Linked DNA regions of Homo sapiens: regions 2 and 3 are each linked to region 1. Evidence: read pairs that join two places in POLR2A ChIA-PET (ENCODE). Cell type or tissue: CD4-positive, alpha-beta T cell. All regions are shown on one strand. Each heading gives the region's core, and the rest is flanking DNA. Links, peaks and the distances in the headings are about the cores only.

Region 1 (10,593 bases), core at 3,777-6,276:
CCATGCTACAAAGGTCAAAAGTAAAGCATCACTCATCTAGATATGGGAGTCTGTGAAGGGCCTTCCGATGATTGTCTGGCTGCTTCAGAGAAGGACTGTAACCATGAGCTGGCTGCTCTCTGGTGTCTGCAACTTGGACGGACTGGGAGAGGTGGCCTGGAGGCTTAGAATCCTCTGGCTTTAGAGTCCTCTAAAAAAAGTGAATAAATTATCACCTCTCCAGATTTTACCAAAAAGTGCAGGTTTAACTAACCAAGTTACAGTGGGTGGGCGGGGGGGGGGGGGGGATCAGCAAATTATGTCCATTCTCTACCACCAGCTCCAGGAGGGAGGAAAAGGAGCAAAAGGAGGCTGGGACAACTGAGGCTGCGCAGCGAGATGGGCAGCTGATCCTGAGGCTCCTGAGCCCTGCGCCCTCAGCTGGTTATCAAGGCTGGTTATTAGCGGGAGTAGCCACTATCACCTGCACTTACTCTAGGACTGTTTACAGCAGTTGACATTTATTACCTCCTTTAATCCCCACAGCAACCCAGACCAAGGTTGAGACTGTGATTATCTCTCAGCTGAAGAAACAGAGGCCCAGAGAACATAAGCAACGTGCCTAGAGTCACACAGCTTAAACGAATTATCACTGTTGTTGAGGTCTCAACCCAGTGCTCCCAACCACTAAATTATGCCCTGGGTTTAATGCTGGTTTCAAGATTACCGATTATTAAACTTGCAGCCAGGATTCGCCCAGGTGAACTAAAAAGAAGGCACCTTACACTAATAATACAAACAGTAACCTCTGCACCTGAAATACCACTGTCAAATTGTTGAAAACTTCTATTTCCTTGTTCAACAAGCTTGTTTTGTTTAATAGTGATTGAGTTTGGGTTTTGTCCTTGGGAGCGGAGGTCAGTATTCAAAGCATTCCCAAATTGTTTAATCACATTGTTGAAATAATAACAAAGGAGGAGCAACTCTTCTCACATTGGGTATTATTTGGCTGGGCAAAGAGGTGAGAAGCATATTAAACAGTGCTTCCAATAAATGTATAGAAAGCCTATGAACAAAAATGTTGGACTTTAAAGAAGCCCTAAGGCTTAAAAAGCACCCACCAAAGAGGGAAGGCCAGGAGTTAAGTGGCTTTGCATGAGAGGCAATAAGCCTCTGGCCAGCCACACTGCCCGTGCAGGATTACTGCCCATAGCCTTGCTACTCAAGGCAAAGCAGTAGCATACTTGGGAGCTTATCTGAAAGGCACACCCTCAGGCCCTGCCTGAAACAGAATGAACCCCAGAATGTGCAACATTTCAACAAGATCCCCAGGTGATGCCTATGAATGTTCAAGTTCGAGGTGCGCTACCTATAGGATGAATGCCTTACATCATCATCACACATTCCACCAGAAAGCTGGTCGAGGAACCAGTTGCTACTAGTTTGTCACAGTAAGACCTAAAATTCTGTAGGCTACCTTTATAAATTATCAATTAGGATTATAATTCCTGGCATAACTTCGAATTTACTCAAAATCCTGTGTCATTTAACTTAATAACCATTGCTCACTTTGAAAAATAACCACCTGGGCCAGGTGCAGTCGCTGATGCCTATAATCCCAGCACTTTGGGAGGCCGAGGTGGGTGGATCACCTGAGGTCAGGAGTTCGAAACCAACCTGAAACCCAGTCTCTACTAAAAAATACAAAAATTAGCTGGGCATGGTGGCAGGTGCCTATAATCCCAGCTGCTTGGGAGGCTGCGGCAGAAGAATCGCTTGAACCCAGGAGGCGGAGGTTGCAGTGAGCCAAGATCACGCCATTGCACTCCAGCCTGGGCGACATAGCAAGACTCCATCTCAAAAAATAAATAAAAAATAAATAACCACCAAATAACCTGTGATCACAATAAACAGATACAAAATGAGGTTATATGTTATCCTTTGCCTTAAGGTTGGCTATCCTAGGCAATGGACAGCCTGATTTAGAAAGAAATTCTCACTTAACTAAAAGTGGGTCACCGTAAAAATTAACAAATCTAGCAAAGTAAGAAAACATGTAAAAGAAAGTACAGTGACCACAATCAATATAAAGCATAGGAATAAATCTTCCTGATTATCAAGGCAAAAACACCATTAGGCTTTGAACTACTAAGTCAACAATGGAAAGCTTTCTCTTCCTTACTCTTTTTTTTTTCCCAAGACAGAGTCTCGCTCTGTCGCCCAGGATGGAGTGCAGTGGCGCAATCTCAGCTCACTGCAACTCCGCTTCCCAGGTTCAGGCGATTCTCCTGTCTCAGCCTCCTGAGTCGCTGGGATTACAGGCGCACGCCACCACGCCCAACTAATTTTTGTATTTTTAGTAGAGATGGGGTTTCAGCACGTTGGCCAGGCTGGTCTCGAACTCCTGACCTTAGGTGATCTGCCCACCTCGGCCTCCCAAAGTGCTGGGATTACAGGCATGAGCCACTGCACCCGGCCTCTTCATTACTCTTCAAGTAACATGTTGGTAATAATGGTAAAATACCTGTAAAATGAAGACTTGAGATCAGGAATCATCATCTTTCATTCAGAAAGATGAAAAGGTATCACGTTTCCCTCCTATGTCCAAAGAGCTATAAACTATTCTTTCTCTTGACATATACTTTTCTGTTAAGTTACCAATGACCAAAAACACATACCAACGTAAAATTCACAAACACTGATCATCTATATTAGTCAAAACTTTTACTGCTCCAGAAAAGTAGTTCTCTTTCCCTATTACAGTCTTAGTCACTATACCAGGCATTTCCTTCTCAAGCTAATAATAAAACATGTTTACCAACATACCAAAGAGGGCAGCCCCATTTACTGATTTGAATTTAATGCTTGAGTATCCACATAATTTTCCTCACGTTTCAAATATACAAGACAACTATTGTTTTTCACTCAGTCTTCCTATCAAATCACTATGGGAAAAGGAAGAGACTTACCCCACAAAAACTACTTTTAAGGACTTACAGACTATTGAGTTAATTCCACAAGAGAAAATAAAATGTGGTCAACAATACTCATTTCATGTAATACTCGCTTAGTGGAAAATGGACTGCAATCATCCATCAGTGTAAGTTAACCTCCACAGTCAATAAATAAACGCCACTTCTAGTCACTCAGATGAAACCCGGGTGAGAGGGCTAGAAAAAAAATAAAGGTATGAATGAGATGTAGTAAACCTCTGAATATCACACTGATGACTGATTTCAAGCCAAAATGTATAGAACTCATGACAGAAAGTGAAATCCACATGATTAATATGGTGTCACTTCCAAATGCATTAAAGGTCTGCTAATACTCTCGGCACTCTGTGAAAAAAGAAAAAAATTTTATAGTAAAGAAGAGCTCAAGTTCCCATTTGCTAACTCAGGTACCACCCTACCATTTTGCAGATTTTCCTCTTTATGTGGCCCTTGCTGTTCCTTTGGAATTTTTAAAGACCTGGGATTTGAGTAATTGTAGCCATTTCTGAAATAGTTATGGACAACCCAGTTACTTATACGCTGCTTTAAACATTTGCTTTTGAGTATCTGGTTTATAGAGAGACTACATTTGCAATCTTACCTAGTTCTTTCATATCCAGAACCTTCTTACCCCAGTATCATTTGCTTGCTGTCTACCAACAGTCACTCATTGATAACTACCACTGATAGAGTGTGGGTAACCTTAACCTTTTTCTGTCACCCTTCCGTCCCAGACCTAAACTTTCCAAGTAAGAATTCAACTTCTGTGCAACACCAGAGTCCTCATGGTTACTGCATCCTGTAACACCTCTAAGAATCATACATAAAGGGGGGACTGCTTGCTCCCTTTCTCCACCCCTCCTCTCTGTCTCTCTCTCTCTCTCTCTCTCTCTCTCACACACACACACACACACACACACACACACACACACACAACATGAGGACACTGGGTCTTTGCAAACAGGTTCTACTGTCCAGTAAGTGGCTAAGAAATTTCATTCATAACTCGAAACAGATAGACTCCAAAATGAGCAATCTATAATTTTAAATGTTGTCATTAGTCTCCTGGCTGCAAGCGGTTAAAGAAGGCCTTGCAAGCTCATGAATTACGGGTACAGTTTATTACTCTGAATGAGCTCACAACAAGCACAGTATCTCAGGAAGATGGGAGGGGAAGGTTTCCAGGCCCAAAAGCTTACATGGAATGCAGCTTAAATGTCACTTATCCAATTGCAGGGGAATGATCCCTTCTACTCCCATGCCCTTCTCCGCTTCCCTCCTTGTACACATGTATTGTTATACACCTTTCCTTAAAATATACATCACACCAGGCTTTGCTCATTAGCCTTAGAGGTTTTTAAGTGTTTACAAGAGAAAAGGTCCTGTGGTCAAAGAATTAAAAACAGGACAGAACACCCATCCAACCTTCACTGCGGAAAATTTTTCCAACAGATTTCTGCCTATCCCAACCCCAAATGCAGGAGATAAAGAAGCACACCCTAAATCAGAGGTTTCTTCTTACAAACACTGGGCCAATGAGAAATCATATTTTGAGCATACATGGCATTCCATGTTGGTCACTCATAGAAGAATGGGGACATTATAACCTTTTGGAGGTTGGGAGGAAACAGGCAGTTCAAGAGATATGCAGAATCCCACATCCACAGGGCCTGAGATACCAACAACACTGGCCGGACAGGACCCCCATTTTCCTAAGGGACAGTGGGTAAAGTACGAGAAAGGATGAAGCAATCATCCTCAAAGCAACCAGGTCAAACTACCAGAAAAAAATGACTCACTGCTAAATATCTTATCTCTTTCACCCACACCCAAGCCCACCCCGCTGAAGTGAGGAAACAGAGGCTGCCTGAGTAGCTTCCGGCCAAATGAGGACCGCTCTGCGAACTGCCACTGAGAACCATCTGTGTGGCGCCCAAACTCTGGTGCAGTGGCTGGAGAAAGGGAACTGAGACACAAGCCACAGGTTTTGGCAGTCTTCTTATTTCCCCCTAACTGGCCTAACTGAGCAGGAAACCAGCAGTTCTCAACGCAGGCCAACTGAGGTTCCAAATCCAACTCTACCTTCTCCAAACTATAAATTCCTTCCTACAGAAAAAGGGATGGCATCTATTTCTGACACAAAGCACAGGAGTCCTGATGAAAAGCTGGGACTCAACAAATGTTTTGGTTCCCTCTGAAACTGCCCCACCACCTCAGTATGCAAGACCTTAACTCATGATCCCAGTCATCCCTTCCTCTACCAAACACACCTCTGTTGTACACACACCTAAAATTTGAGAACCCAATGAAGATTACAAGCTACCTACTGATGCCCTCATCCTTACAAATTAGGTGGTGGCAGCAGGGACAAAAACTACACTCAACGTTCTTTACAAGACTTTGGTCCTTCTCAAAGGAGGCTCCAGAGAACCCTATGTCCAAGGGGTTGTATTCAAAATTAAGGCTCACGGGTCAGTGAAGTTTGACAAATGTCGGGTACAGATAGCCAGGTTTCTTTCCTTCAGATGTGTTCGTGTACACCATGATCCTCTTAGAACCCAAGCACCCCAAAATTATTTCACCACCAAAGCATCCTCTCTGCTCCACCCGCCCCCCACCCCCGCAAATAAAATCATTCTCAGAACACATTTAAGGATACCCAGCACTAACTTCTCTTGTTCTAGTTTGCTAGTGGATTGATTTGGGTCTTTACTGAGAGAAGGGAGTGTTTTTGTAAGTAATACATGTATAAATGTTCACTTTTAAAGATGTAAACTATACTGAGTATGGAGAGTAAAAATATGAAAGTTTATTTTCAGCAGCTCAGGGAAACTGGAAAAGGCAATTATCCTAATCCTCTGAGGTTTCAACCGTACAAATAACAGAAAGTTAACAAAACATAAGAAACTCAAGGAAATTTTTTCTTTTTTTTTTTTTTTGAGATGGAGTCTCACTCTGTTGCCCAGGCTGGAATGCAGTGGCATGATCTCAGCTCACTGCAACCTCTGCCTCCTGGGTTCAAGCAATTCTCCTGCCTCAGCCTCCCGGGTAGCTGGGACTAGAGGCATGCACCACCACACCCAGCTAATTTTTGTATTTTTCCTAGAGGCGGGGTTTCACCATGTTGGCCAGGCTGGTCTCCTGACCTCAGATAATCCATCCGCCTCTGCCTCCCAAAGTGCTGGGATTACAGGCGTGAACCACCGAGCCCGAAAAGATACCCATGGAATTCTGAGTTCTCACTGTAGCAATGAGTGCTCTTGGGAACCTTATCAGAACTGTCATTGCACTAACAACTGCTAATGAAAACTAGCAGTCATTTCTCGCGAAAATATTTTCTTCTCTTTCTAATTTGTTCTCTTTTACTATTTTGCAAGCATAGGAGAGCGGAATCCAGAAGATACTTAATAAAGCAAATTAATCAAATAAAAAGAAATGACTTAAACTACAATTCAAATGCAATTTTGACTGCATTCTGATTACACCATTTTCTATTGCTACATATCAAGAAAAAGTTGGGTAAGCTCCCTAAAATGTCTTGGCTACTATGTTTCTGCTAAAGAGCTCCTAAGAAGAGGAAAGGAAAACATACTACATTTTAAACCTGACTCAATTGTCTTAGATCTACTTGTGCATAGATTTCATTGAATAAATATAAGAGGGCATTAAGAATGTTGTAGTTTCCCAGTCTTTTTTTTTTTCTTTTTCCACTTCCTAAATTTTCTGTACTACACATATGCTGATTTTCAACAGTAAAAATAACATTTTACATTTGTAGAGAAAATCTAGGGTCTACTAAATAATCTAGTACTTGTTTCCACTCTCCTGCTAACTCTGACAGGAGTGTTGTGGGAAACGAAGTCTGAAAAGGATTCAAAGGGGGCTAGGATTTGCCACAGATCCTGTAAAGGAAAGGATGAGGTGAGCTTACCAACCCCACTGAGTAGGGGCCAAACATCCTTAACAAGCTAGTTGCTGGCCAAGCACGGTGGCTCATGCCTGTAAATCCCAGTGCTTTGGGAGGCTGAGGCAGGAGGACTGCTTGAGGCCAGGAGTTCAAGACTAGCCTGGGTAACACAGCGAGATCCCATCCATACAAAAAAACACTTTTAGTTTAAAAAAAAAAAAAAGAGTGCTGTATGTGGAGGTCTGGGAAAGGACCCTGACTTATAAAAACACAACCAGGCCGGGCGGTGGCTCATGCTTGTAATCCCAGGCCGAGGCGGGTAGATCATGAGGTCAGGAGTTCAAGACCAGCCTGGCCAAGACGATAAAACCCCGTCTCTACTAAAAAATACAAAAACTAGCCAGGCGTGGTGGCGGCGCCTATAATCCCAGCTACTCGGGAGGCTGAGGCAGAGAACTGCTCGAACCCAGGAGGTGGTAGTTGCAGTGAGCCAAGATCACACCACTGCACTCCAGCCTGGGCAACAGAGTGAGACTCCTTCTCAAAAAAATTATAATTTAAAAAATAATAATAACCAGATAAGCAGTCAATGAATGACAACTAAAAAGAAATACCTACAAACATCTGGTTGTCACGACACCTATGGAGATGTTTTAGATGACAAGGACAGACTGGAAAGACTGCAGGACTTCTCAGATTCACTGCAGTTACTCAAACTAGGAGGGGACACTCTGAGGATGGAGACAGTCACAGGATGTAAGCAGGAAGCCAAGATAAGGCCACAGGGCCAGCCCTGAGGTGCTATGAATACTGCAGTGGAAACCAAAATGGAAAATGAAATTTAAGAAACAAAACCTTTACAACAGCATCAAAAACCATAAAGTGATCAAGACAGGGGGCTGGGAACACCCAAGATGAGCCTACAACACCTTAATGTGTCTGTCAGGAAGTAAGAGCTCAGAGGACGATGGGGACATGTTACAGGGACACGGGTAGCAGCTTTAAGGCCTCCCAGTATTAGTGTCCTCATTGTTAACTATGGCTTGGGAACAAAATATCCTTAATTTTAGGAAATAGACACTGAAGTATTTGGTGATAAGGGGATATTATATTTGCAACATATTCTCAAATGGTTCAGAATTATAAAAACTATGTGTTGCGGGGAGGATGATGGGGAGGGATAAGGGAGAGAGAATACTGTCACACAAATATGCTATGGTTAACATTTGGGAAAATCTTTGTACTAGGTTTTGCAACTTTTCATTAAAAAACCACTCGTAAAACATAACCACAAACTAAGTAAGAACAAATAAAAAAGTATGAAGGAAGATAAATGCCACCAGGAGCTCTGAGAGATGCAGAGAATATCGTGTTATATTGATTTGCTGCTGCAGTCTTCTCTAGCACAACGTTCAAATACTCCCAAAATGATTCTATTAGAATGCACGCTACAAATGCCCAAGTGCAGCAACTTAGGCTAGGAATTATGCCAAGAATAAAAAAACAATAGCATTTACTTCAAAGAAGTAAAAAATGTTACTGACCAAGGCACTGGTGTTTGATTTTGACTATTTTTAAAGGGAAACATCTTTTCTGGGTTGAGAAGAAGCAAGATCACAAAATAAAGGAGGTTGAAAAAATTACCGAAATACTTTTGTGCACGAGAGTCTAGCCTTACGAAATGGCTGGACAGGTGTAGTCCTTGGTCTTTCTCTGCGTGAGGTATAAAATGGTTTTTAAGTATAAAACCCTGCCAGGCACAGTGGCTCAGGCCTGTAATCCCCGCACATTGGGAGGCCAAGGAGGGTGGATCATGAGGTCAGGAGTTCGAGACCAGCCTGGCCAATATGGTGATGCCCCATCTCTACTAAAATACAAAACTTAGCTGTGCATGGTGGCGCACACCTGTAGTCCCAGCTACTTAGAAGGCTGAGGCAGAAGAATCACTTGAACTCAGGAGGCAGAGGTTGCAGTAAACCGAGGTTGTGCCACTCTACTGCAGCTTAGGTGACAGAGCGAGACTCCGTCTCAAAAATAAATAAATAAATAAATAACCCTAAGTGGCAAAGGGCCTATTCAGTATTGAAACATGTATTTCTGAAACCGGTCTTCATCATACAGCAATCTCCTTCCAATCAAGACTTCCAACAATAAATGCAGTATTCTTTCCATTACATCACAGAGCACCTATGCCAATGCTGAACCACTGTTTTCCGTTGAAATGGCCCTAAAATGCTTTACTCCACAAATCTTATTACCTATATAAATTAACTTCTAATTACTATTAGAAATGACAGGAGCAGTGGCTCACGTCTGTAATCCCAGCACTTTCAGAGGCTGAGGCAGGCGGATCACGAGGTCAGGAGATCAAGACCATCCTGGCTAACACGGTGAAATCCCGTCTCTACTAAAAATACAAAAAATTAGCCGGGCGTGTTGGCGGGCGCCTGTAGTCCCAGCTACTTGGGAGGCTGAGGCAGGAGAATGGCGTGAACCCAGGAAGCGGAGCTTGCAGTGAGCCAAGATGGCGTCACTGCACTCCAGCCTGGGCGACAGAGCAAGACTCCGTCTCAAAAAAAAAAAAAAAAGAAAGAAAAAAAAAAGAAATGACACATCTGGTCACACAAATGGTCTGCATGAAGTAATAAGATGGTTCTATACCAGGCAAAGACCTTGCTAGGCAGTTTCTAATCGCTCTCAGGTTATCTAAATTCTTGAATTTGGATTTATAGGTTTCCTTTTTCAAGAAATTATTAATCCACCAAAAAAGAAAAAGTTATCTCAATTCATTACACTCTCTTCCTAAAACAGCTTCTGCTCCAGGATGCCTGCTCTGTCCCAAGTTCCCAGATATCTTCCAGGAGACAAAGTCCTTCCCTTGTATCACTCACTATATGCAAAACTTGGGTTGAGGCCCTCACACTAAAGTCACACGACATCAGGGATACGCGCCACCCCAGCTTTAAGTGTACAATGTATTGGTTCTACAATTCATTGGTTCTTGACTCCCGACAGAGCAAGTTCTACCTCTCCAGCCTCATCTCCCTTCCATGTCCTGCATCAACCTCCCCACTCCAGCAAATCTGTATGTGATGCACACGCACACACAACACTGCACTGGGCCCTGCACTTTCACTCCTCCTCACTTGCTAGGGTAAGCAGGTTTTCACTCTGCTTCTCTAACCTTGTGACCTGTTACCTAATTTCTTCTCATCCTTTAAAAGGCACTGCAATGGCTCATGCCTGAATCCCAGCACTTTGGGAGGCCAAGGTGGGCGGATCACGAGGCCAGGAGATCGAGACCATCCTGGCTAACACGGTGAAACCCTATCTCTACTAAAAATACAAAAAATTAGCCGGGTGTGCTGGCACGCACCTATAGTCCCAGCTGCTCGGGAGGCTGAGGCAGAAGAATCGCTTGAACCCGGGAGGTGGAGGCTGCAGTGAGCCAAGATCACACCATTGCACTCCAGCCAGCCTGGCAACAGAGCAAGACTCCATCTCAAAAAAAGAAAAAAAGGGCACTCCCTTCCCTCTGGGGTGCACCTAACCTAAAGTGGTTGGCCTTCCTTTTCCTGGAAGCTTTCAAAAGGGTCTGTGCAAGTCCCTCACTTCACTGACCATACTATAAGGGGCAGCTGTTGCCTATTATTGGAAGTAGAAGTCCTGACTACTGCAACTTGGCATAGGAGTCACAAAGGAAAATGGCAATGT
Region 2 (10,593 bases), core at 5,318-7,817, 65 kb after region 1:
AAAAGACCTCATATTTATCCGAGCTATCTAATGATAGCTTTCATTTGTATAACTTTAATAGTGTTTAAAGCACACTGTCATAATAATTTCATTTAAACCATAAAACAACTTAGATCAAGACAGGTATTACTGTCCTCACTCTTCAAATGTGAAAATGAAATATTAAGAGGTTGTGATTTGCTCAAAGTCATACAACCAGTTGAGTGGATGAGCCAAGGGTCAAACTCAGGACTCTCGGCTCCACATACCCAGTGCAGGCCACCTCCCTGGTTTTCCAAAATGGGATTCAAGACATATGATTCCATGAAATGTTACTAGGTGGGACTGAAAAGAAAATAATTCTTCGATGAAATAAATTTGCAGACTGCTACCTTATAATAAAGATAACTCGATTACTTTACTGTAGGGTTTTTAGAAATCCCCAAAGGGGCATGTAGTTTTACAAACTAATTTGATCACAGAAATCTTTTTTTAAGAAAGAGCTGGACCTGGCCAGGCACGGTGGTTCACGCCTGTAATCCCAGCAATTTGGGAGGCCGAGGTGGGTGGATCACCTAAGGTTGGGAGTTCCAGACCAGCTTGACCAACATGGAGAAACCCTGTCTCTACTAAAAATACAAAATTAGCTGGGCGTGGTGGCACATGCCTGTAATCCCAGCTACTCTGGAGGCTGAGGCACGAGAATCGCTTGAATCCGGGAGGTGGAGGTTGCGGTGAGCCGAGATCCTGCCATTGCACTCCAGCCTGGGCAACAAGAGCAAAACTCTGTCTCAAAAAAGAAAGAAAGAAAGAGCTGGGCCGGGTGTGGTGGCTCACACCTGTAATCCCAGCACTTTGGGAGGCAGAGGCGGGCAGATCATGCAGTCAGGAGTTCGAGACCAGCCTGGCCAAGACGGTGAGACCCCGTCTCTACTAAAAATACAAAAAATTAGCTGGGTATAGTGGTGCACGCCTGTAATCCCAGCTACTCAGGAGGCTCAGGCAGGAGAATCGCTTGAACCTGGGAGGTGGAGGTTGCAGTGAGCCGAGATCATGCACTCCATCCAACCTGGGCAACAGAGCGAGACTCTGTCTCGAAAAATAAAAAAATTTAAAAAAACAGACCTTTTAAGTCCAGCCCCCAGCCCTCATTGCTTTTCCTAAATTGCCTCAGAACACCAAGGAAAAAAAAAGAAGAAGAAAGAGCTGGTTACCACGGAACAGTTTTACAGACATGCTTCACCCAATATGATGAATTTATGCTTCATAAATGATTGCTGACTGACAATAATTCCTACCTAAGTGACTGAATACCTTATGTGAAGTTTCTAATTTTATATAGGTCTATCTTCATATGTGAGGGAGTAAGGAGAGGGATGTAAAAATAATATTTGAGTGACATCAGGTTTATAAATAACTATGAACCAGTGTACTCAGAAGGTGGGGGCTTCCATTGAAAGAACATAGAACAGCTATTTCGAGCCAACTGAGATTTGCAAGAGTATTTTAAAACACACTAGGAGGTAAACTCAGATGTAAACAGCCCTCTTAAGAGTGAGTGATGTCAAGGAGACATTAGTTCTTTTTGTTATTCAGTGCTTCCTGTCCCCAAATTACAGTCTTATTTGTCAAGCCTCAATAAAATGCCACAGCACAAACCAAATACAATAAAATGATGCTTTCAACCCTACTGGTCGTCTGTGGACCTTGTTTATACAAGTCACTGAAAGTCGCTGGTACTTTGGATTGTGTAAAAATTTTGGACTATCATTACTATTCTGCTTAGATTGTCTTGTGTTATTGAAAGAGAGCTGGCCCTGATTCAGAAACTCTGGTAAAGCAGCCAAGACGGGAAACCTGCAGTTCCTAAGAATAGACGTTACTGTTTATAATAATACTGCACTCTGTGTTTGGTGGGAAAAATCAACTTTATCAGTGATCAACTAATCCACAGGGGATCAGTATGAGGAAACTGAGGTATAGGGATTACAGGGATCCTGTGAGTAGGCAGGGAAAGGGGGAGGAGCTGTATGAATCAGGATGCCTTCAGTTGCAGGTGAATGGAGCCCAGATGAAAATGGCTTATGGAAAAAAAGGAAGAGGGGCTTGGCTCACCTATCTGGAAACCCAGAGTCCGAGTTTCAGGGCTACAAAGGATGTCATCGTCCTTCCTTCATTCCTTCATTCTCTTTTTCTCTCCATTCATCTCAGCATTTCCTTCTTCTGTCATCCTCTCCAACCAGCAGAGATGATAGCGCCAAAGAAAACTCCTTTGCGGCCAGGCACAGTGGCTCATGCCTGTAATCCCAACACTTTGGGAGGCCGAGGCGGGCGGATCACTTGAGCCCAGGAGTTCGACACCAGCCTGGTCAACAGGGCAAAACCCCTCTCTACTAAAAATACAAAAATTAGCCTGGCATGGTGGCACGTGCCTGTAATCCCAGTTACTGAGGAGGCTGAGGTGGGAGGATCGCTTAGCCCAGGAGACAGAGGTTGCATGGAGCCGAGATCCCGCCACTGCACTCCAGCCTGGGCAACAGAACGAGACTGTTTCAAAAAACAAAAAAGAAAACTCCTTTCCCACCATGGACATGGCGGGTAGAGCAGATTTTGTTATCCAAAGGGGAGGGAGACAAACACTCCAGGGAGCAAAAAAGAAAAAAAAAAAAAAAAAATATATATATATATATATATATAGTCTACCACAGAAGCTACTAGTTCTTCCCTCTGTCAGGGCCACAGAAGTGAGCAGGAAAGGAGAAAATAACCTTTTCACCATCAGAATCCTAGAGATTCATTGGATGATAGACCAGTCCAGCTCAGTCTAGAGCTACTCTCTCATTTACCCCACCTTGCACACTTCAAGGTTTTCACAGACATGATCCCTGCCTAAATACTGGTTGATCTACGTATCAAACACTTTTGCCCATAGTTTCTTATCTATGAATCTATAGAATTTTCTAAACAAAAACAGAGCTTATCTCTTGCCAAATTGGGACATCTACAATTTATATTCTGTTTTCTGAAATCTCAGTGTTTCCAAAACCCAAGATTCACTCACACCTTACAGAAACCCAGTGCCATCTCCCTTTCCGATCCTACACACAGACACATAGAGTGAAACAGAAAAGATTCAAACATTGGCAGTTACATTGTGACTGAAACTTAGTGGATTATTAATTTCCTGCTTTTGGTCTTTCTCTCAATTGTCAAACATTCATTTTAAAAAAAAAATATTTTGGCCAGGCACGATGGCTCATGCCTGTAATCCCAATACTTTGGGAGGCCGAGGCGGGTGGATCACGAGGTTAGGAGATTGAGACCATCCTGGCCAACGTGGTGAAACCCCGTCTCTACTAAAAATACAAAAAGTAGCTGGATGTGGCGGCATGTGCCTGTAATCCCAGCTACTCAGGAGGCTGAGGCAGGAGAATCTCTTGAACCCAGGAGACTGAGGTTGCAGTGAGCTGAGATCACACCACTGCACTCCAGCCTGGGCAACAGAGTGAGACTCCGTCTCAAAAAAAAAAAGTGTTTTGGCCAGCCTCGGTGGCTTATGCTTATAATCCTAGCACTTTGGGAGGCCGAAGCAGGCAGATCATCTGAGGTCAGGAGTTCGAGACCAACCTGACCAACATGGAGAAACCCCGTCTCTACTTAAAAATACAAAATTAGCCGGACGTGTTGGCGCATGCCTGTAATCCCAGCTACTTGGGAAGCTGAGGCAGGAGGACAGCTTGAACCCGGGAGGCAGAGGTTTTGGTGAGCCGAGATCGTGCCGTTGCGCTCCAGCCTGGGCAACAAGAGCGAAACTCCGTCTCAAAAAAAGAAAAAAAAAAAAAAAGACAGTGTTTTTATGTGTCCATGTGTACACGATTACGAAATTGAGGGTTCTCAAACAGTGTATGTTACCTAGAAAACTTTAGGCATTTATGATTCTAAACAAATACAAAGAGGAAAACTATAAAATCAATGTGGTTATTTAATACAATATGGCTACTGGGAAGATTATACTGGAAATCTAGACACTTGAGGTTTCATCTCAGCTTTTTGTGATGTCACTATGCCTCATTTTCTTCATTTGTGAAAAAAGGGGATTGACCTAGATGGACTCTAACACTCTTCCAAATCTAATAGATTATGACTGTGATATTATTTTATGTGTGTGATATTATTTTATGTGTGTATTAGTCTCCACCCCCCAAGGCTCAAGTGATCCTCCTACCTCAGCCTCCCAAGTAGCTGGGACTAGAGGTGTGCGCCATCACACCCAGCTACTTTTTGTATTTTTTGTAGAGATAAGGTTTCTACATGTTGGCCAGCCTGGTCTTGAACTCCTGAGCTCGAGCTCAAGGGATTCACTGGCCTTGGCCTCCCAAAGTGCTAGGATTACAGGTCTCAGCCACCTCGCCAGGCCTATTCCCATAGCCTTTGTTATAATCTCTTGTTATAATGTTGGGCTTGCTAGGTCTCAGGGACAGGCCTCAGGAAACAGTTGCTCTCTGACTTTCTCCTGCCTATTTTTTTTTTTTTTTTTTGAGATGGAGTTTCACTCTTGTTGCCCAGGCTAGAGCGCAATGGCTCCAAATCTTGGCTCACCACAACCTCCGCCTCCTGGGTTCAACCGATTCTCCTGCCTCAGCTTCCCAAGTAGCTGGATTACAGCCATGTGCTACCATGCCCGGCTAATTTTGTATTTTTAGTAGAGACGGGGTTTCTCCATTTTGGTCAGCCTGGTCTCGAACTCTCGAACTCTCGACCTCAGGTGATCCGCCCGCCTCAGCCTCCCGAAGTGCTGGGATTACAGGTGTGAACCACCGTGCCCGGCTTCTCCTGCCCTTCTTTCACCTGCCCCAGTGCAAGACACTAATCTGCTTTTCTTTTTTCTTTTTACTTTTTTGAGACAAGGTCTCACTCAGTTGCCCAGGCTGGAGTGTAGTTGTGTAATCATAGCTCCCTGTGGCCTGAAACTCCTGAGTTCAAGCAATCCTCCGGCCTTGGCCTCCCGAAATGCTAGGATTACTGGCATGAGCCACCTCGCCAGGGCTTCCCCCACCCCTCATCTTTCGGATTCTGGGTCTTAAAGGGTCCACCATATATACCCTAGGGGAAGGAATGCTGGATTCATGAAGCTTCCATAAAAATCCAAGAGGGTCCTGGCAAAGTGGCTTACACCTATAATCTCAACACTCCGGTAGACCTAGGCGGGAGGATCGCTTGAGGCCAGGAGTTTGAAACTAGCCCGGGCAACAGAGCAAGACCCAGTCTCTCAAAAAAAAAAAAAAAAAATTAGTCCGGGAGCAGTGGCTTATGCCTGTAATCATAACACTTTGGGAAGCCGAGGAAGGTAGATCACCTGAGGTCAGGAGTTCAAGACCAGCCTGGCCAACACGATGAAACCCCATCTCTACTAAAAATAAAAATACAAAAATTAGCCAGGCATGGTGGCTGGCACTATAATCCCAGCTACTCAGGAAGCTGAGGCAGGAGAATCACTTGAACCTGGGGGACACAGGTTGCAGGGAGCGGAGATTGTGCCATTGCACTCCAGCCTGGGTGACAGAGCGAAAGTCACTCTCAAAAAAAAAAAGAAATTAGCTAGGTGTGGTGGCGAGTACCTGTAGTACCAGCTACTTGGGAGGCTGAGGTAGGAGGATCACTTGAACTCAGAAGGTCAAGGCTGCAGTGCACTGTGATAGTGTCACTGAACTCCAGCCTGGGGGACAGAGAGAGGAGACCTTATCTCAGAAAATTTAAAAAACAAAACAAAACAAGAGGACTGGGTTCAGGGAGCTTCCATATAGCTGACCAAGTGGAGGTTCCTGGAGAGTGGCACACTGGGGAGTGCACGGATGCTCCACCCTCTCCGCCATGCCTTGCCCCACACATTTCTTCATCTGCATCCTTTGTAGTATCCTTTATAATAAGCTAGTAAATGTAAGTAATTGTTTCCCCGAGTTCTGTGAGCCCCTCTAGCAAATTAATCAAACCCAAGAGAGCGTCATGGGAACCCCACCCAACTCAAAGCTGGTTGGTCAGAAGTTCCACAGGCCCGGACTTACAAATGGTGTTGGGGATGAGTCTTGGGGACTGAGCCTTCAACCTGTGGGATCTGAGGCTATCCCCAGGTGGATAGTGTTGGAATTGAATCAAAGGACTCTCAGCTGGTGTCTGCTTCTTGGTGTATAGGGAAAACCTCCATTCATTTGGTCCCAGAAAACTTCTGTGTTGATGATTATTGTGGTGGTATGTGAGTAGGGGAAAAACAGTTTCCAAATTTTTCCCCAAATAATGACTATATTCAAAACATTTACAGCCTGGCACGGTGGCTCATGCCTGCAGTCCCAGCATTTTGGAAGGCCAAGGCAGGCATATCACCTGAGGTCAAGAGTTCGAGACCAGCCTGGCCAACATGGCGAAACTTCGTCTCTACTAAAAACACAAAAATTTGGACGTGCGCTGTGGCTCACGTAATCCCAGCACTTTCGGAGGCTGAGGCGGGCGGATCGTGAGGTCAGGAGATCGAGACCATCCTGGCTAACACGGTGAAACCCCATCTCTACTAAAAATACAAAAAAAAAATTAGCCGGGTGTGGTGGCGGGTGCCTGTAACCCCCGCTGCTCGGGAGGCTGAGGCAGGAGAATCACTTGGACCCGCGAGGCAGAGGTTGAAGTGAGCCCGTGATTGTGCCACTGCACTCCAGCCTGGATGACAGAGTGAGACTCCGTCTCAAAAAAAAAAAAAAAACACACACAAAAAAACAAAAATCAGTCGGGTGTGGTGGTACACACCTTTAGTCCCAGCTACCTGGAAGGCTGAGGCAGCAGAATCACTTGAACCCAGAAGGCAGATGTTGCAGTGAGCTGAGAACATACCATTGTACTCTAGCCTGGGCAACAGACAAAACAAAAAACAAAAAACAAAAACCTCCATCTCAAAAAAAAAAAAAAAGTATTAAACTTAGCCAGGCACAAAGGCACAATAGTCACAGCTACTTGGGAGCTGAGGCAGGAGGACTGATCAGTTGAGTCCAGAACTTTGAGGTTGCAGTGAGCTATGATCGCACCACTGCACTCCAGCCTGGGCAACAGAGCAAGACCCTAGCTCTAAAAAAACAAAAAAAGAAACCTCAAAAGAGACAGCCAGACAGACAGATATAAATAGGACACACATTGGTCACAGTTATGCTTTTGGCACTCTGAGTGTTTGAATTGATATTTTTGAAGGTGAGACCAGGGGCCCAGTTGATAGAGTTTGTATCTCCAAAGCATCCTTTGACCCAAAACAGGTAACCTGGAATTCTCTTATCCTAGAAGGCAAGAAAAACCAGAAGGAAGGAGCCACATTTTTGGAAGTTACTATAGAGCAGATCCTTGGAGATTGGAGATTTCGCAAGTCATGTCAGTATGCCTGGGACTGTCCCAGATTTTCCCAGGCCTCAGATGTAAGGGTCATATTCACATTACTTCTACTCTACATCTCCCCACTTACCCAGCAAAGTACCTGTCCCATAGGAGATAAATGCTTGTTAAATAAGTAAATGGGCCAGACCAGGTGGCTCATGCCTATAATCCCAGCACTTTGGGAGGCCAAGGTGGGAGAATCACTTGAAACCCGGAGTTCAAGACCAGCCTGGGTGCCGGGCGCAGTGGCTCACACCTGTAATCCCAGCACTTTGGGAGTCTGAGGCAGGCAGATCACCTGAGGTCAGGAGTTCTAGAGCAGCCTGACCAACATGGAGAAACCCCGTCTCTACTGAAAATACAAAATTAGCTGGGTGTGGTGGCGCATGCCTGTAATCCCAGCTACTCCGGAGGCTGAGGTAGGAGAATTGATAGAATCCAGGAGGCGGAGGTTGCGGTGAGCTGAGATCGCGCCACTGCACTCCAGCCTGGGCAACAAGAGCAAAATTCTGTCTCAAAAAAAAAAAAAAAAAAAAAAACAAACAAACAAACAAAAAAAACCAGCCTGGGCAATGTAGTGAGGCCCCATGTCTTAAAAAAAAAAAAAAAAAAAAAAGTCCAGGTGCAGTGGCTCATGCCTGTAATCCCAGCACTATGGGGTGCTGAGGTGGGTGGATCATGAGGTCAGGAGTTCAAGACCAGCCTGGCCAAGATGGTGAAACCCCATCTCTACTAAAAATATAAAAATTAGCTGGGCATGGTGGCGGGCACCTGTAATCCCAGCTACTCCAGAGGCTGAGGCAGAGAATTGCTTGAACCTGGGAGGCGGAGGTTGCAGTGAACCGACATCATGCAGCACTGCACTCCAGCCTGGGCAACAGAGTGAGACTACATCTCAAAAAAAATAAATTAAGCAGGCTTGGTGGCTCATGCCTATAGTCCCAGCTATTCACGGAGCTAAGGTGGAAGGATCACCTGAGCCTAGAAAGTCAAGGCTGCAGTGAGCCACAATCATGCCATTACACTCCAGCCTGGATGACAGAGCAAGACCCTGTCTCAAAAAATAAATACATACATACATAAATACATAAATTGACATGTGATACTGCCATTTACCATTTTGTTCAAAAATCATTCTCTGCATCTGAGGTACCCTTTCAAATAGGCCAGCTACCAGCAAGGAGTTGCAATTATTGAGGAAGTGAAAATGGTTAACAAGTGGCATTTAAAATATCTCTATTTGGCTTTCCAGCCAGAACTCTTTGTGTGAACTATCCAAAGCGGATATAAAATACTTTTATGTTAGCCAGGCATGGCAGCATACACCCGTAGTTCTAGCTATTCAGGAGGTTGCACCAGAGGGTCCCTTGAGCCCAAGAGTTCGAATCCAGCCTCAGCAACAGACCCTAAAAAAACAAAAACTTGTTGGCCAGGCACAGTGGCTCACGCCTGTAATCCCAGCGCTTTAGGAGGCCTAGGTGGGCAGATCACGAGGTCAGGAGATGGAGACGATCCTGGCTAACATGGTGAAACCCTGCCTCTCCTAAAGATACAAAAAATTAGCTGGGCATGGTGGCATGCACCTGTAGTCCCAGCTACTCGGGAGGCTGAGGCAAGAGAATCCCTTGAACCCAGGAGGCGGAGGTATCAGTGAACTGAGATCACGCCACTCCACTCCAGCCTGGGTGACATAGTAAGACTCTGTCTCAAAAAAAAAAAAAATTATTTTTTGTAGAAACAGGTCTTGCTATATTGTCCAGGCTGGTCTCGAACTCCTGGGCTCAAACAGTCCTCTCACGTTGGCATCCCAAAGTTGGAGGATGGCAGACCTGAGCCACCATGCCCAGCTTTTCAAACATTTTCAATACAAAATGTGAATCTAAAATTCAAGATGAGGATAGATATATTCAGCTGACAAATGATACCTGTCTTCTGCTGTTGGATTGAATTGTTCCCCCCAAAAATTCGTATGTTGAAGTCATAGTCCCCAGTACCTCAGAATATGACTGACTTTGGAAATAGAGTCTGTAAAGAGGTAATTAAGTTAAAATGAGGTCATATGGGTGAGCTTCAACCTGAGATGACTGGTGTCCTTATAAGAGGAGTCGATTGAGTGCGGTGGCTCACATCTCTAATCTCAATGCTTTGGGAGGCAGACTGGGGAGGATCGCTTGAGCCCAGCAGTTTGAGACCAACCTAGGCAAATAGTGAGACCCCAATCTGTACAAAAAAATTAAAAATTAGCCCCACATGGCCGGGCGCGGTGGCTCATGCCTATAATCCCAGCACTTTGGGAGGCTGAGGCGGGTGGATTGCCTGAGCTCAGGAGTTCAAGACCAGCCTGATCAACATAGAGAAACGCTGTCTCTACTAAAAATACAAAATTAGCCAGATGTGGCAGCAGGTGCCTGTAAGGCAGCAGGTGCTGAGGCAGGAGAATTGCTTGAACCCGGGAGGTGGAGGTTGCTGTGAGCGGAGATTGTGCCCTTGCACTCCAGCCTGGGCAACAAGAGCAAAACTCTGTCTCAAAATAAAAAATTAACTCTACATTACAGTTGGCACACGCCTGTAATCCCAGCTACTTGGGAGGCTGAGGTGGAAGGATCGCTTGAGCCCAGAAGTGCAAGGCTGTAGTGAGCCATGATCACACCACTACACTCCAGCTTTGCTGTGACAGTGAGACCCTGTGTCCAAAAAAAAAAAAAAGGCCGGGCGCGGTGGCTCAAGCCTATAATTCCAGCACTTTGGGAGGCCGAGGCGGGCGGATCACGTGGTCAGGAGTTCAAGACCAGCCTGGCCAATATAGTGAAACACCGTCTCTACTAAAAATACAAATACAAAAATTAGCTGGGCATAGTGGAGCATGCCTGTAGTCCCAGCTACTCGGGAGGCTGAGGCAGGAGAATCACTTGAACCCGGGAGATGGAGGTTATGGTGAGCCGAGATTGCACCACTGCACTCCATGCTGGGAGACAGAGGGAGACTCCGCCTCAAAAAAAAAAAAAAAAAAAAGAGAGAGAGATTAAGACATAGACACGAAGAGGGAAGAGCTTATAAGGACACAGGAAGAAGACAGCCAGCTTTAGTGAAAGGGACAGGCTCTAAGAGAAACCAATCCTTCTGACACCTTGATCTCAGACTTACAGCTTCCAAAACTGTGAGGAAATAAATTTTTGTTGTTTAAGTCACCACATCAGCTAGGCGAAATGG
Region 3 (10,593 bases), core at 3,141-5,640, 1.0 Mb after region 1:
CCCAGATATAAAAAGGAAAGTCAGACGTGGGTAATCACCCTGTCTTCACCCAGCAGCTCCAGTTTTCAGCAAGGCAGAGGGGACACTTCTGCCTTCAGTCTCCCCTACTTCACATCAAGGCGCCGTTGCATTTGATGGCTCGGGACGCGGCCTTCCTGCCTCCCACACTCCCAAATCCATGCCTTGTTTATCTTTTTAGAATGGATCTCTGATGCCTGCCCACCACGCGGCTGGAGTGGCGCCAGCATCCCCAGGGCACGTCTGTGATGACCGATGAGGTCCACCACCTCTACCCCAGACCCTCCCATACCCAAAGGCTCCCTCTGCCCAGTGAAGTCCCCTTCGCCCCAGCATTCCTGCACCAGGCACATCCCAAGGGTGGCCCCGTGTCCTGCAGGTGGCAGGAGAGTGCACCCTCCTCAGACACCAGTCTGATATGTCACCAGGAGAGAGCGGGCGGTCCTCAGTGTATGCTCTTTTCTTGTCTCTGGGGAGCTTGTTTTGGCTCCTCAAGAAGACCTTGGAAAAAGCACAGGTTGTAGAGGCGGCATTCGCCGGGCAGAACCATGTCCCAAGACAACTGGTTAGTGAGGCCAGGCGTGACAATCATAATCGGAGCAGCAACTGTGCAATGGCATAGGCAAAGGGGGCCGAAGGCGCAGCAGCCACCACCATTATAGTCAGACTGGGCACCGTTTCCTAAATGTCACACATCCTTCCAGCCCCTTGATCTTTGCTTATGAAAAGGGTCATTCCCTCTACAATCCTCTAGAACTCTTTGTAGGTTTTTGTTTGTTTTCCAAACACTGTACTTGCTTCTTTATCTGTCTCTCTATGAACCGTGAGTCCCAGAGGACCTCGTGGTCCTCAATTATCCTTGCTTCTCTGTGGCCTGTGCCATGGGGCTGAATGTTTGTAGCCCCCAGAATCCATATGTGGAAGCCCTAATCCCCACTGTGCTGGTATTAGGAGGTGGGGCCTTTGGGATGTGATTAGGGTTAGATGAGGGCATGAGGGTGGGGCCCTCATAATGAGATTAGTGACCTTATCAAGAGGATGAGACACTAGATCCCTTGCTCCCTCTCTGCCTGCAATCACCAGTGAAAGGCCAAGTGAGGACATAATAGAAGCCATCCCTTCCCAGAACCCAGCCATGCTGGCACCCTGATCTCTAGCTTCTCAGCCTCCAGAACTGTGAGAAATAAATGTCTGTTGTCTACTCCACCCAGGTCGTGGTCATTCATTATAGCAGCACAAACAGACTAAGACAGTAGGGAACAGTGATTGTTACATTATAGGTGCTTAGCTAACTTGCTCACTGATCGGCTGAGGTCTCTCCCCTGCCATTAAACAGTGAACCAACAATTAGTTAGCAAATGCAATTTCAGCTTCTACTGAGGGAAAGATAATACACCCAGCAGTGTGAAGAAATTTCTTTGCAGAACCAAACTAAAGGTCCAGGTTACTAAACACAGCATTAGTTTTTCTCAAATCAGTATGTGTTGTTATACAGGCAAGCCTAATTAATCATATTTCCAGGGTATACACTGAATAATCTGAGAGAAGAAATCAATTACCTAAATTCGTGGTTCTCATAATTCGAAGCAGTCGAATTTCAAAGTGTAGGTTTTAAATCAGAACTGTTGATCGTGACAGATGGGGACATGGGAGGGAGGTGTGCATTTTAAATTTTAAAGAAACGTAATTTTATAGCAACCTGCATCTGTTAATAGGTTACATCTGTATCTTTTCAATGTTGCAGACATATAAGGCAAAAGAAATATTTTATAGATAATTCAACTAATTGACAGGCCTTTTGTTATTTCTTTGTTTTTTGGGGTTTTTTTGTTTTGTTTTGTTTTTGGTTTTGGTTTTTTTGGTTTTTTGTTTTGTTTTGTTTTTTGAGATGGAGTCTCGCTCTGTCACCCCGGCTGGAATGCAGTGGTGGGATCTTGGCTCACTGCAACCTCTGTCTCCCAGGTTCAAGCAATTCTTGTGCCTCAGCCTCCCGAGTTGCTGGGACTACAGGTGTGCGCCACCACGCCCAGCTAATTTGTTTTGTATTTTTAGTAGAGACAGGGTTTCACCATTTTGGCCAGCCTGGTCTCAAACTGCTGCCCTCAAGTGATCCACCTGTCTTGGCCTCCCAAAGTGCTGATTACAGGCCTGTGCTACTGCACCTGGCCTCTTTTCTTATTTCTAAATCTACTAACAGAGGCTGTTGACTTAGCACTTCTGCCCAAGCTCCTTCAAAGGCAAAACCATGCAGGAGGTGGGGAAGGTGCCTAGAATAAAAGGATGTAACAAATACAAGATGAGGAACAAGTAATATCATTTTTCTTATTGCTTGTTAATTATAATAACTCAGAAGTTGAAGCTTAAATATGTCTCCTTATCTTTTTTTATTCTTCTTTAATTAGTTCTGTTCAGTGAGCACCCTGGTTGGCATGTGTAAGACGTGCTCAGGAATACTCAGCCAATGACACTATAGGATTGCCGGATTTAGCAAAACTGATGTTGTAAAGCCGCTTGAAACTTCTAACGTGTGTAGAGAATTGTATGCACTTTAACAACAGATACATTTTCTTTCCTCTCCTAAGCTGCATTTGTGCCCATCCATTCTTGACCACATGCCTGTATGGCTGCTGTTGCTAGGGAGCCTGGATGTGACAAAGGGCTTTACAGCTCAAAGATCAGAGGGACCAGGACGCTGTGAGCAGCTGCCAGTGGGAACCTGGGCAGCTAAATGCAAGGGGCACTTTCCCCTCGCTGGCAAAGCAGCATCTGGGGGCTGCACTGGTTCCTGCCCCCACCTTCCTCTCCCTCTCCTCCTCCCCGTCTTTTGCCCCCTACCTCTCCCTCCATCTCCTCCTCCCCTTCTTCGAACTCACCTGCCCACCAGGGGCTGGGTAGTGAGTGAAACAGGAGAGGGTGCCCATCAAAGTGGTTTGGCGAGTGGCTACTGCTCAGTATTGCCATATGCAAGGGGCACTTCTGATTTTTCTATATTTTTCAAGCTATGCCAGTTATCTGGGTGTTGTGTGAAGTCACCATATTATTATTATTTCTTTTGAGATGTAGTCACCGTATTCTTCAGCACTGATGACTAACTTGAGTCTTTGAAAAACACCGTGCAAGCTAAAGCAAATGTCTCTGTGGGCTTCCCGACTGCAACCTCTGGGTTAAGGGAAGCCCAGTAGGTGTTTCTCTTTCCTGTCCTACCACCCTGAAGCCTGCCACGGATTCATTCAACAAGTGTTTTTGGACATTGACTATGTGCCAGGCACTGTTCTGTGCTGGACATAAGGCAGTGAAAACTCAGATAAAATGCCTGTTCTCAATAGGCCACATTCACTGAGAGATGGACAGTAAACAAAATGAGTAAGAAGAAAATGTATACTATATTAGATAGTACACAGGGCTATGGAGGAAAACAAAGCAAGATGGCAATAGGAAAGGTGGTTTAGTGTCCACTTTTGAATAGAAAAATTGGAGAAAACTTCAGTGAGAAGGCAGCAAGTCAACAAGAACCTGAAGGAATAAGCCACCTAGAGAACAAGAGAAGAACATTCTAGAGAGAGAGAGTGACGGCAAGTGCAAAGGTCCTGAGGCATGTAGCAAAGGGACTGGTCAGCAGGAGAGGTGGGAGTGAGTGAGTGAGAGCAGGGAAGAGTAGGAGGGAGGCCAGAGAGATGGGGTGGGACAGCCCACTGAGCAGCCTCTGCAATCCATGAAACTGTGGGGGAATTCTGAGCAGAGCAGAAAGTTGACCTGGCATGTTCTCACAGGTCACCCAGGCTGCTGTGTTGAGAGCAGACTGCAGGGAGGCAAAGTGGAGGAGGGAGGCTATGACAGTGATCACAGCAATGGAGATGATGGCAGCTCAGAGCGGGAAGATAGCACACAGGTGGAAAGAGAATGGTCAGATCCATTGCTAGGCAGGCCTCAGGAAATACCAGGTATGGAATTTCCCATCTCCTGGATTTGTTTTAGTCACCTATCAAAAGTAAAATGTAGCATCACGTTTAAAGAATTTTCCACTTAAAAAACCAAAACTGTTCACTTAGCTGCCTTAAAACTCTTTGCTGCCTTGATAGTCTGGCTTCCTGTGCACGGAGAGATCTGTTGACTCTAGCAGGATGAGTTAAGTGAGATCACAAGACACAGAAAGAGGAATAGACAGATCTGAAAATAAGCACTGGCTCATGCACCCAGAACCTAAAGCAGACCAAAATAAACCACATCCTCCCACCACTTTATTTTTTTATATTTAAGGGTTTTTTTGTTGTTTAGCAAAGTATAATTTTAGAGGTGGCAACCAGTTTGAAAAAAAGATGAGCAGGAGGAGAAGGGAAAGAAGAGGACGAGAAAGAGGAGGAGGAGGACAAGGAGGAGGAAGAGCAAGAAAAAGAGAAAGAGGAGGAGGAGTAAGAGGAGGAAGAGAAGGAGGAGGAAGAGGAGGAAGAGGAGGAAGAGGAGGAGGACCCTTAGCCAGGAGCCCAGGACTCAGGAGCAGTGCTGGCCCTTCCCTCTGTCACGAGTGGCTGCATGTAAGGAGAATGAGAATTGCAGACTTGAGCTGTTCAGAACCTCAAAATGTCTCTAATTAGAGACAGATTCAATGTCTGCTATATGTGCTATGTGCCACAGCATTTCCTGTTAATTAAAAGTCATTCACAGCTCTGTGGGTTAAAGGGCCTATTCCATACTCCAGATACTCCTAAAAGTGCTTAGGAAGGGGTAGGAGGAAAGGCATGGCCCACCTGAAAATAGTCCTGCTTCCCCTTGAGACCAGAGTGACCAGCAAATCACCGTGGCAGGTGGCATCTTCTCCCCTCCACAGCAGAGGCTCAGGCACTCCATTAAAAAGGGAGGTAACTGTCATCTCTCAATTCCAGGAATTCCTTCATTCTCTGCCCACCACTTCACCTTCTTTGGGCTCCCTCTCTGGCCTGACCTCCCAGCAGCACCATGTTTAGGTTCTCTTATTTGCCAAGACTCCCTAATAAAGATGCCTTGGCACTCAGCCCATATCCCCTCCACACTTCCCTCGATGTCTGAGGCTGCTCACTGCCAACCCTGGCATTCTGCTTTTTGCCTGGTTTGGGGAACCTTCTAGGTCCACCTGCAGGGAATCCAGAGTGCCAGGTCACTGCCCAGAAAGCCTGCCTCAAGCAATCATGAGCAAGGAACTGTTGGATAATGCCCAGCTTCCTCGTCCCGTAGATGGATTAAATCCAAGGCATGTTCTAAAGTGTCTCCGGGAGCTCCCTGTGGGATCAAGCTCCAGGTGCCCACTGTGGCAAATGGCTTAATAAGCCCCCTTGCTTCCCTCCCTTATCTGTCTCCCTTCCCCCATCCATGCTTCCTGGCCTAACCTCCTAAATAAATGATTTGTGCTTGAAGTCTTGCCTCAGTGTCTGCATTCAGAAGGACCTATCTAAGACACCCATCCACCGCCTCTGACTTGTGCTTCCCCAGGAGAAAGTTCTGCCTGCCCAACTCCTCTGATCCTGCCCTAACCCCCACAGGCAGGGCCCTTCCAGTCCAGGCTAGGCTTCTAGAACAGCTCCCCAGCACAGCCTGGCACCTGCGTCCCTGCGCATCAGGGGCAGGCATTATTGCCTCCTCGCCTTCACCCCCACCCACCTCTGCTGGAGGCTCATGCTCCGTCCTGTCCCAGGAGCCATGGCTATGAGCAGGGTGCCCCTCACAAGCATTCTGCAGCCGCTGCTGCTGGCAGCTGTGGTTTCCTATCAGCTGCTGCGTGCAGGCTGAGGGAGACACTCCTGGGCCTCATCCCAGACTTCCTGGCTTTGCCAAGCTCGCCGCTGCTGGGATGAACAAGGGAGCCCGAGTGTGGAGCTGTGTAGAGTCCCTCCAGGCCCAAGAGCACACTGGGGGCTGCCAATCTCCACATAGAGCTGAAAGAGCTGGAAGCAGAGCCCCAAGGGTGGCAACAGAGGACAGTCAGAAGAGGATGCTCACTGGGGTTGCATCTGGAAGTCACTTATAATTTGGATATCTAATGGCAATGTGGCCTCTTCATGAGGGGCATGGCTGGTCAGGCCTGGGCAGATTGCCTACACGCCAAGCTGTTCTGGTTGATTCTTTGACCGGTTGCCATAAAGCGCCTTTGATCCAACCTTGACACTGGTGGGTTTCACAGCTCTGAGGGAGACACAGCCATCTGGCAGGCTATCCACAGTGGGAGCCCAGACATCAGAGGTTTCTGGAAACATCCGTGGGTATTTTTAGTGCCCCATTTCCCTCCCTTCTTCCCTGACAGCTCCTAAAACAAACCTCAACAAGCAAGGAGGTGCCTGTGTTTCTGCAGCTGGGGCCTCTCCGCCTCCACTCCTGACACCACGTGGGCTGACCTCAGCGAGCTTCTTGCCTTAGCTCTGCGATCAGCCTTTCCTAGAAGGCCCCTGACCCTGGATACCTCTGCCTATGTGCCTGATTCTCATAGAGGCTGGTCCACAGCAAAATAACTTGCAAGAGGACCAGGACGCATCTCCAGTGCCTGGAACACTGCCTGCACGTCACAGGTGCTTCATACAATTTGCCATATAAATGAATGAATAAAGTGACTCATCACTGAGGCTCAAAGCAGTACCCAGGCCAGTTGTTGAGACACGCACCCCAGCGTGGGCTCCGCCACTGCACTCTGCCTTGTCTTGCTGGTTAAACACGTTACTCCCGTTTTTCCCTGTGTAAAGTGGCATACAATGGAGGTTGTGCAACGGAAATGGTTTAGTTGGACTTTCTGAAAGAAAGCCAAATCTGGCAGAATCAGAGGTTGAACTTAACAGACTCTTTTCCTTTGACCAAAACTTTATCTAGGCTCCTCCAAGTCCTCTGCTTGATGGGGCCTGAACTTGGGCTTCCTTCTGTGTCCTCATAGAATCCAGTCTGAGCAAGAATTCTGCTCACTTTAGCAAAAATCCCCTCTTTGGTGCCTTACCACCCTTAATGCCTTATCACCCCGACCTGCCTTTTGCAGTAACTGATCAAGTCAGTTTAGCCAGAAACCCCTCATCCTTGATGTTTTCTCTTAGTCATTTTCCACCCCTGACCCCACTCAGCTCCCTGGTTATAAATCCCCACTTGTCCTCGCTAGAGTTGAAGTGGAGTCCGATCTCTCTCCCCCACCGCAAGACCCCATTGCTGTGGTCCCCATACCCTATCGCCATGGCTCCCCTTGAATAAAGTCTGCTCTGCCATTCTTAAGAAACTGAACCAAGAAAATTCTAGAAGACAGGAGCAGTCAGTTCAATCATCAACACCAGTGAGGCAGCAATGAAGATACAGAGGTGTAACGTGACTGGGAAGGAAGCAGACAGGGTTAGGGGACCAAGTGGGTGAGAGTGGCAAGTGACTGACAGCCTGGAGTTATGGGTGGCTCCAGATTTTTCTGGCTCAAAACTGGAGAATAATACCATTAACCAAAATCAAGAACATGTCAAGAATATGTAAAAGGGCACTTTTCCCTTAAGTACCACAATCTCAGCAATGGCAGGCTTGACTCCTAAATAATATCAAATCAGAAATTTCTCATTCGTCTATCTGAGCAATTTGATTGAGACCTGTAATACATCTTTGCTAAACCAGGCCACAAAATGTGTACCCGATCGATATATAATTCCTCAAATACCTATCTTGTTTTCACCTTCCTTCTAGAAACATACATGGCCTTTTTAAATACACACATTTTCTACAGAAATGCTCAGGGCACAGAGGGCTGGAGGTCACAGCCATCTAGGGATCTAGGGTGTGTTGCCTTCTGCAGGCTGTCACGGGGCTCATGTGGGCCAGAAAAGGCTTCTCTGGTCTGAAGGCAATACTTGGCATATGCAGAACGCCTGCTGTCAGCAGTTGCTTTTCAAAGGCGATGTTAATTCCAGCTCATTGTTCTACCCCATTTTCCATTCAGAGGCACAGCACGAGGTATTTGGCAGGCCATGAACTAAAGCTGCACATGTATTCCAATCTCTTTTGGGGTGGGTCCCGGCCTTGCTCCCACACTCTCCCTCTCTCCTCCCACTTTTAGTATTTCAACTTTCTTCCCCTTTTCATTTCTGCTTCCGACTTACATACTGCACGGGTGTGGCCTCGTGGAAAAGTAGATTGGTCTTTGGAAATAGAGCTATTCCCACAATAGGTGGAGATGTGGGATAGATTGGAATGATCCAAACGCAAATCTCAATCCAGATCCTGTCGATACGAGACCGTGGCTGTGGTGTAGACGAGGAAGGCTGGCAAACCCAGAAAGATCCAATGGACAAAGCTTCATCAAGCCCTTATCATGCCTGGCATTGAGGATGTAACAAAGAACAAGGGAGACCCCTGTTCTCAAGGAGCGTAGGGTCCAGTGGGCCATGCTAGGCCTGAGGTCACCTCCCTGAGAAGGAAGCCTTGTCACTGCCATGTTAGAGATGGGCAAGCTCAAGTGCAGAGCCATTACAACCTTCCTAGCAGCCAAGCCTCATTAGTGGCAAACTTCCAGGTCTACTGACTCTGCTCCCTCTATCACAGCTGCCCACTGGCTTAACAGTGGCATCAATACACCCATCCTGGATGACTCTATCCATGACTTGGAATGATCCTTATAACCTATTAAGCAGGAAACAAAATTAAAGAACCCAAATCCAGCTTAGTGCCAGTTTCTAGTGGCATCACCTGATGTGTTCTTTTTGCCTGCTGCACTGATAAAACCAATTCATTGAGACAGTGGTATTGCAGTAGAGAAAGGGTTAATAATTGCAGGGCTAGCCGAGCAGGAGGACAGGAGATATTACTACTCAAATCAGCCTCCCTCAGAACTCAGAGGCTATGGATTTTATAGATTGTTTGTTAGGCAGGGGGCTAGGGAATGGGGGCTGCTAATTGGTTGGGGATGAATTCACAGGAGTATGGAAAATGGTCCTCCTGTCCTGAGTCAGCATCTTGGTGGAGGCCACAAGACTGGTTGAGTCATGAGTCATGGGTCCAGGTGAAGTAAGTCGCCAGAATGCAAAAGTCTGAAAACTATCTCCAAAGGCCAATCTTAGGTTATACAATAGTGATGTTATCTATAGGAGCAATTGGGGAAGTCACAAATCTTGTAATCTCTGACCACATAATTCCTGAGCAGTGAGGAATTATAGAAAAGCAAGCTAGGAACAATGGCGGGTTATTGTTTAACTGTACCTACATTTTAGCAGAGTTCAGGCCCCTCCCATAACCATAATCTTTTAAACTTTTATTAGTTTTTCAAAGGTGGTTTAGTCCCTTAGCAAGGAGAAGGTTAGTTTTTGGGAAGGACTATTATCATTCTTGCTTCAAAGATAAACTATAAGCTAAATTCCTTTCATGTTTAGCTTGGCCTACACCCATGAACGAATGAAGACCAACAGCCTGTGAGGCTAGAAGCAAGATGGAGTTGGCCACACTAGATTTTCTCATTGTCATAATCTTTGCAAAGGAGTTTTAATCTCTAGCTTCCCTTTAAGTTCAAGGTTGAGGTTGCATAGAATAACTTGAAAAATTGGCCTATTATTCAACAACCTTTGTGATAAAGATTACCCCAGAGGGTGTGACCTTAACTCTGAAACATCCTATTATTCTAACAGAAAGGAGTTAGGCTCTTAAACCTGCTCAGTAAATGCCAGATCCAAATATTCTAGGAGGTGCATAGATTTGGTTACCTGGCCTCTCCTCTTGTTGAGTATCTGCTGTACTCCAATTACTACATCCATTTAATCACACTGTGACCGGACCCCACAGTCCAATCACAAGAATGAGTGGTTGGCAGTGTTATGACTAGGCTGTCCCAAAAGCCCTAGTTCCAAATTTACCAGGCAAGGAGAGCAGCAGGAAGACCAGCTGCAGAGGGGATTGACTTTCTTCCACTTGGTCAGGAGGCCGGCACCTTTGAAATTCAAAGGCACTTCCTTAAAGCCAAAAAAAAAAAAAAAAAAAAGCTAGTCCGGGTCCTTCTGATCAGGGAGGATGTGGAGGACGGGTGTGAGTCAGCTCTCCAGGCAGCTGCTGTGAGCTGATGGAGCTTGGGTGGAACCCACTGAGACACCGCACTCCAAAGCACCTACCGCCCAGTGTGGCTAGTGTGGGAATGCCAGTGCATGCCATCCTGCCTTGGGCTTCTCCAAATGAGTGACTGCTTGGCACCAAAGGCAGCACGTCACCCACTGGAGGGCTGAGAGGCAAAGCCACAAGCGATGACAGGCCCTAAAGGAAATAGCGTCACCATAAGCCAGACTGGAACCTTACCAAGGGTGCAGTCTGGAAAAAAAACCCAGATGCTGTGTCAGCTCAGCCACACCCAGCCACAGGAGAGCTGGAAAGGGAAAGATTACCTAGAGAGGTGGGGCAGCTTGGCGCTCTGCAGGGGAGAGAACCAACATCAGGCTTTGCGTTGACCTCAGTAAGAGCTTGTCCAACAAACAGGCCTTGAGTAAGGTGCACCCAGGTTGGAATGTGGGTCCATGACTCCTGATTGTGTGGCCTTGGCCAAAGAGTCTTGGCTCTCTGAGTCTCAATTTCCTCAAAAGTGACAAAAACAAACTTCAGAGAGTCACTGTGAGGATTTAA

The links. ChIA-PET counts read pairs that join two places held together with the same protein. Peaks named below come from ENCODE experiments on the same cell type or tissue, not always from the same donor. Only the 100,000 strongest peaks of a DNase experiment are listed, where the experiment ranks them.
Region 2: POLR2A ChIA-PET joins it to region 1 with 5 read pairs; 7 of 35 experiments call an interaction of 5 or more read pairs at or near these places.
Region 3: POLR2A ChIA-PET joins it to region 1 with 5 read pairs; 2 of 35 experiments call an interaction of 5 or more read pairs at or near these places.

Annotation. Positions count from the first base shown.
Region 1 is chr6:15,293,998-15,304,590 of GRCh38, reverse strand. All of the region lies in intron 1 of JARID2 (jumonji and AT-rich interaction domain containing 2), which reads right to left. Among named protein-coding and RNA genes, the nearest start is that of JARID2-AS1, 51 kb to the right of the region's middle. RefSeq lists enhancers at 7,561-7,610, 7,641-7,730. In CD4-positive, alpha-beta T cell, for the core only: no CTCF peak of the experiment used is centred there; a DNase peak (open chromatin) is centred at 4,890.
Region 2 is chr6:15,231,038-15,241,630 of GRCh38, reverse strand. No RefSeq gene overlaps it. Among named protein-coding and RNA genes, the nearest start is that of JARID2-DT, 9.0 kb to the left of the region's middle. RefSeq lists enhancers at 1,803-2,303, 2,304-2,804. In CD4-positive, alpha-beta T cell, for the core only: no CTCF peak of the experiment used is centred there; no DNase peak of the experiment used is centred there.
Region 3 is chr6:14,270,758-14,281,350 of GRCh38, reverse strand. LINC01108 (long intergenic non-protein coding RNA 1108) reads left to right here. Exons shown (of 2, transcript NR_108097.1): 2 at 1-1,224. Among named protein-coding and RNA genes, the nearest start is that of LINC01108, 9.4 kb to the left of the region's middle. RefSeq lists enhancers at 7,487-8,400, 10,236-10,380, 9,671-10,593 and a cis regulatory region at 10,303-10,313. In CD4-positive, alpha-beta T cell, for the core only: no CTCF peak of the experiment used is centred there; a DNase peak (open chromatin) is centred at 4,150; H3K4me3 peaks cover 888 bases; H3K27ac peaks cover 679 bases.